2 separate regions of the Homo sapiens genome follow, and region 1 is linked to region 2. The links are chromatin loops, found by intact Hi-C in ENCODE. Cell type or tissue: B cell. All regions are shown on one strand. Each heading gives the region's core, and the rest is flanking DNA. Links, peaks and the distances in the headings are about the cores only. Region 1 has its middle 5.1 kb from the start of EPO. Region 2 overlaps AGFG2 (ArfGAP with FG repeats 2).

Region 1 (2,908 bases), core at 108-2,607, 170 kb after region 2:
GCTGATGCCACACTCCCAGCATCAGCCTTCCGCCTCAATGCACATCCTCGCTAAGTCCAGCTGCCTCCTTTACTCACCTGGGGACTGTCACCATGAATACTCGCCTCTGAAATTCACAAAAGGGGCGGTACACACAGGTGCGGTTGGAGCCACCTCTATAAACAGCATCTGCTCGGGGACAAGGGCCACTCTAGGTGGTCCATTTATATATTTGTGATTTTGTTTGTTTGTTTGTTTTTAGTGACAGTGTCTTGCTCTGTTGCCCAGGCTGGAGTGCAGTGGTGCAATCATGGGTCACTGCAGCCTCAAACTCCTGGGCTCAAGCAATCCTCTAGTCCCAGCCTCATGAGTAGATGTGACTAAAGGCATGCATCGCCATGCCCTGCTAATTTTTAAATTATTTTTATCTTATTTTTTTTAGAGATGGGGTCTTGCTATGTTGCCCAGGCTGGTCTCAAACTCTGGGTTCAAGTGATCCTCCCTCCTTAGCCTCCCAAAGTGCTGGGATTATAGGTGTGAGCCATTGCGCCTGGTTTATTCCTTCTACCTAATCCCTACCTGCTCCTTTACTCCCCTGGGGTGGGGGACATGGAACAAATGAACTCTACTTCCACTCTTGATTTCTACTTCTCATTTTCCCCTTTACTCTGACCACAACTTCAGATTCCTTCTCAAAAATAATGCTTCAGCGGGAAAGGACCACTGAGGAGGGACCTGTGCAGACAGCAAAAGCTGTCATAAAACTGTATGGGAGGCCAGGCACGGTGGCTCATGCCTGTAATCCCAGCACTTTGGGAGGCTGAGGTGGGTGGATCATCTGAGGTCAGGTGTTTGAGACCAGCCTGGCCAACGTGGTGAAACCCCATGTCTACTAAAAATACAAAAAATTAGCCGGGTGTGGTGGTGGGCTCCTGTAATCCCAGCTATTCTGGAGGCTGAGGCAGGAGAATCACTGAACCTGGGAGGCGGAGGTTGCAGTGAGCCGAGGTCGTGCCACTGGACTCCAGCCTGGGCGACAAGAGCGAAACTCTGTCTCAAAAACAAAACAAAAACAAACAAACAAAAACAACTGTATGGGACCCCGATCCTGGTTGTTATCCCATATGTGAGGGCCGGTCTTTCTGCTTGTATCATCAACTGTAGAGAAGTCAGCCTGTGTTCCCCTGCACATATGCAAACGGGAGAGAATGTTTTGCAATCCGCAGCAGGAAAAATTACGGGAAGGTTTTGGAGGTTGGAGGGTACTTGACAGGTGTGTAGGGAGCGGGGCGGTAGGTGTGGAGCTGGGATGCGAGGAGTCGCCAAAGGGGAGGACCCAAGAGAATTTTCCCTCTGTTCTAACCGGCTCGTGGGCTACAGTGCCCTCTTCAGGTCTTACTAGGAACTGCTAGAGAAACCTACAAGCGATAGATCCTTAGGGCTCTGACCTTGTACATTTCTTTTCTTTTCTTTTCTTTTCTTTTTTTTCAATGGAGTCTCACTCTGTCACTCAGGCTGGAGTGCAGTGGCGCGATCTCGGCTCACTGCAACCTCCGCCTCCCGGGTTCAAGCGATTCTCCTGCCTCAGCCTCCCGAGTAGCTGGGACTACAGACGCCTGCTAACACACCTGGCTAATTTTTTGTATTTTTAGTAGAGATGGAGTTTCACCAGGTCGACCAGGCTGGTCTCAAACTCCTGAGCTCAGAGGATCCGCCCACCTCGGCCTCCCAAAGTGTTGGGTTTACAGGCGTGAGCCACCGCGCCCGGCTGTGACCTTGTACATTTCAATACACATTTATATTGTGGTTTCCACAGATGGCATTTGATTCTTGCACCAGGAATGCTGTGAGTCAGTAAAGGAGAAATCTCCCTCTTAGGCTGCTGACATCGGAGCTAAGAGGCTTGTTCTTAAGCCGAAGGAATCTGGCTAATAAGAGACTGAGCTAGAACCTGAGCACAGGATTTAGGACTCCTAATCCCAAAGGCTGTCCACCTCTTAGCCTGATTTGTAGTCTAAGGCTCAAACATCTCATCAATGAGCAACCCGCTTTTGCCTCCCTCCTCTCCGTCTGCAGGATTCAGGGTCACTGATCTTATTCCACAACTGTCTTCAGACTTCTCACTGCTTTCAGTTTCTAAAATATAATAAAAAAATAGTAATTTTCAACCAGATGTTGTGGCTCACGCCTGTAATCCCAGCACTTTGGGAGGCTGAGGTGGGAGGATCCCTTGAGCTCAGGAGTTTGAGACCACCCTGGGCAACATAGTGAGACCCCCATCTCTACAAAAAAATTTAAACATTAGCTGGATGTGGTGGCATGCAGCTGTAGTGCCAGCTACTCAGGAGGCTGAGGTGGGAGAATCACTCAAGCCTGGGAGGTTGAGGCTGCAGTGAGCTGTGATCACACCACTGCATTCTAGCCTGGGTGACAGAGCAAGATCCCATCCCCTCCCCCACAAAAAGAGTAGTTATCAAACCTGAACTGTCTGACCACTCCTGGGATGGATGTGAGAGGCAAGTACGTTAGAAACATTTAAAACATTTATTCCAAGTTTATAGAATGGCTACTGTGAACCAAGCCTTTGCACTAAGTGCTAGGAGACATGAAATGACACTCATAGCCCAGTGGCCAGTGGGCAGCCTCCTGGGGGCAAAAAAAGGCACACATTAATTCATTTTATTTTATTTATTTATTTTTTGAGACAGGGTCTTGTTGTGTCACCCAGGCTGGAGGGCAGTGGCACAATCTCAGCTCACTGCAACCTCCACCTCCTGGGTTCAAGCAATTCTTGTGCCTCAGCCTCCCGAGTAGCTGGGATTACAGGCACATGCCACCACACCCGGCTAGTTTGTGTGTGTGTGTTTGTGTTTTTTTGTTTGTTTGTTTTTGTTTTGTTTTTTGGTAGAGATGGGGTTTCTCCATGTTG
Region 2 (2,908 bases), core at 143-2,642:
CTCAGCCTCCTGAGTAGCTGGGGCCACAGGCACCCGCCACCACACCTGGCTAATTTTTTGTATTTTTAGTAGAGACAGGGTTTCACCGTAAAGACAGTTTTTGGGGCAGACTCAGAGAGAAGGAAGGGCTCAGCTCCACGGATGTCCCAAGCATTAAACCTTTTGTCCACTATCTGGCTGTCTCAAAAAGCAGTCAGTCACTGGGCGCAGTGGCTCATACCTGTAATCCCGGCACTTTGGGAGGCTGAGTGGGGTGCATCATTTGAGGTCAGAAGTTTGAAACCAGCCTGGCCTACATGGTGAAACCCCTCTCTACCAAAATACAAAAATTAGCCAGGCATGGTGGTGCGTGACTGTAGTCCCAGCTACTGGGGAGGCTGAGGCAGGAAGATTGCTTGAACCCGGGAGGCTGAGGTAGCAGTGAGCTGAGATTGCGCCACTGCACTCTGGGTGACAGAGCAAGACTCTGTCTCAAACAAAACAAAAACAGTCAATCTACAGCCAAACCCAGAGCCAAGGAACATTTCCGAGGATCCTGCCATTGTTGGGTGCCTTCATGCATTATGTCCATGAGGAAGGAAAGAGCTTCCCTTTGCAGGAAACTGGCTCAACTTGGCCCAGATCTAATGCTGATAATTGGCAGAACCGCTTCCCACTACACCATGATCATGCAGGTGTTCCCGTGAGTGTGACTTAGCTGTTGGGTGTGAACTGAGAGAGGAGATTTTGAGAGGTGGGTGTCTCTTCTGACAAACCTGCTTTTATTTTTATATTTCTGAGGGGGAGTATGGAGAGAGGGGTTTTCAAAACTGCTTCTCTCCCTCAAACTGTGATAAGGCAGGGTAGAAATCTAGCTGCGTGGTATAAGAAGCGCATGAAGGCCGGGTGTGGTGGCTCATGCCTGTAATCCCATCACTTGGGGAGGCTGAGGTGGGCAGATCACCTGAGCTCAGGAGTTTGAGACCAGCCTGGGCAACATGGCAAAACTTCATTTCTACCAAAAATACAAATAATTAGCTGGCCATAGTGGTGCGTGCCTGTAGTCCCAGCTACTCAGGAGGCTAAGGTGGGAGAATCAGCTGAGCCCTGAAGGTCGAGGCTGCAGTGAGCTGAGATCATGCCACTGCACTCCAGCCTGGGCAATTGGAATGAGACCCTGTCTCAAAAAAAAAAAAAAAAAGTGCATGAAATGAAAAGCAAACAGGAGTGCAGGTGTTTCTTGGGCCACCGCCTCCTTTGTGAGAATGCACCCTCTGTGCAAAGGGCCAACCCTGCCTGGGCTAGGGATGGTTCTGCCCCCTAGTGTCCACAGGGAGGCACAGCATGGCCTGCAGCCTCTCTCCCAGCCTGGTCCTCACTGGGTGAAGCTCCTGGAACATGCAGGACCACAGCAGCACAAAGAGTCAGCCATCCGAGGAAAGGGAGCCGTGCTTGCGTGGAAATTCCACATACTGTACTTGGAGGCAGGCAGGCAGGGAAAGGCCTCGGCTGGGAGAGTCAGTAGAGGATCCAACACCATGCTGCTGGCTTTTTTTTTTTTTTGGAAACAGTCTTGCCCTGTCGCCCAGGCTGGAGTGCAGTGGCTCAATCTTGGCTCACTGCAATCTTCCTCTTCCAGGTTCAAGTGATTCTGGTGCCTCAGCCTCCCGTGTAGTTGGGATTACAGGTATGCACCACCACGCCCAGCTTATTTTTGTGCTTTTAGTAGAGACAGGGTTTTGCCATGTTGGCCAGGCTTGTCTTAAACTCCTGACCTCAAGCGATCTGCTTGCCTCAGCCTCCCAAAGTGCTGGGATTACAGGTGTGAGCCACTGGGCCTGGCCCCACCCAGGTGGCTTTCTAGCCTGTCTTGCATCCTGTGGATTAGAAAGGATTGATGACCAAGTAAGCACAGTGGCATTGTAGCCTTGCCCAGGAGGAAGCTGGCAGCCAGCACTCATTCATCTAGAAAGCCCAGGCATTTAGGAAGGAGGTGGCAAAGGAGAGCACTGTCTTACAAGTGCCGACACTCAGTGAGAGGGAGCGGGGCTTCAGGACCTGGCAGCAGGTAGGCACTGGGCACTTCGTCTTCCCTACTAGATTCTCAGCTTCACCCATTTAGGGCCCGGGTCGCTGTTATTTATGCATAGTGCCTGGCATGTGGAAGATCTCCCTTTTTTTTTTTTTTTTTTTTTGAGACGGAGTCTCACTCTGTCGCCCAGGCTGGAGTGCAGTGATATGATCTCGGCTCACTGCAAACTCCACCTCCCGGGTTCACGCCATTCTCCTGCCTCAGCCTCCTGAGTAGTTGGAACTACAGGCACCCGCCACCATGCCTGGCTAATTTTTTTTTTTTTTGTATTTTTAGTAGAGACGGGGTTTCACCGTGTCAGCCAGGTTGGTCTTGATCTCCTGACCTCGTGATCCGCCCTCCTCGGCCTCCCAAAGTGCTAGGATTACAGGCATGAGCCACCACACCTGGCCAGATCTCCCTTTTTTTTTTTTTTTTGAGACGGAGTTTCGCTCTTATTGCCCAGGCTGGAGTGCAATGGTGTGATCCTAGCTCACTGCAACCTCCACTTCCCGGGTTCAAGTGATTCTCCTGCTTCAGCCTCCGAAGTAGCTGGGATTACAAGCACCTGCCACCATGCCTGGCTAATTTTTGTATTTTTAGTAGAGACAGGGTTTCACCATGTTGGCAAGGGTGGTCTCGAACTCCTGACCTCAAGTAATCTGCTCGCCTTGGCCTCTGAAAGTATTGGGATTACAGGCATGAACTGCCGCGTCCTGTCAATAAAGCCTCTTTCCATCTGGACCCTCCTTTTACATTCACAGCAGCCCAGTGTGGTCGATAGGGTCCCAAGATAGAGACGAGACTTTGATGTGCAGACAGGAGGCTTTCTTAAAATGACAGGGACTCAGCCTCTTC

What was found. Hi-C counts contacts between places; a loop is a spot of excess contacts. Peaks named below come from ENCODE experiments on the same cell type or tissue, not always from the same donor. Only the 100,000 strongest peaks of a DNase experiment are listed, where the experiment ranks them.
Region 1: a loop joins it to region 2, with 14 times the contacts of the local background. A loop is called at or near these places in 16 of 110 quality-filtered maps.

Annotation. Positions count from the first base shown.
Region 1 is chr7:100,724,097-100,727,004 of GRCh38, forward strand. No RefSeq gene overlaps it. Among named protein-coding and RNA genes, the nearest start is that of EPO, 5.1 kb to the left of the region's middle. RefSeq lists a silencer at 735-969 and an enhancer at 1,121-1,300. In B cell, for the core only: CTCF peaks have their summits at 1,378 (motif pointing left) and 1,579; DNase peaks (open chromatin) are centred at 1,345 and 1,637; H3K27me3 peaks cover 833 bases.
Region 2 is chr7:100,558,656-100,561,563 of GRCh38, forward strand. The region is part of intron 6 of AGFG2 (ArfGAP with FG repeats 2); the gene reads left to right. Among named protein-coding and RNA genes, the nearest start is that of SAP25, 14 kb to the right of the region's middle. RefSeq lists enhancers at 1,080-1,129, 1,400-1,449. In B cell, for the core only: CTCF peaks have their summits at 1,319 (motif pointing left) and 1,523; a DNase peak (open chromatin) is centred at 1,296.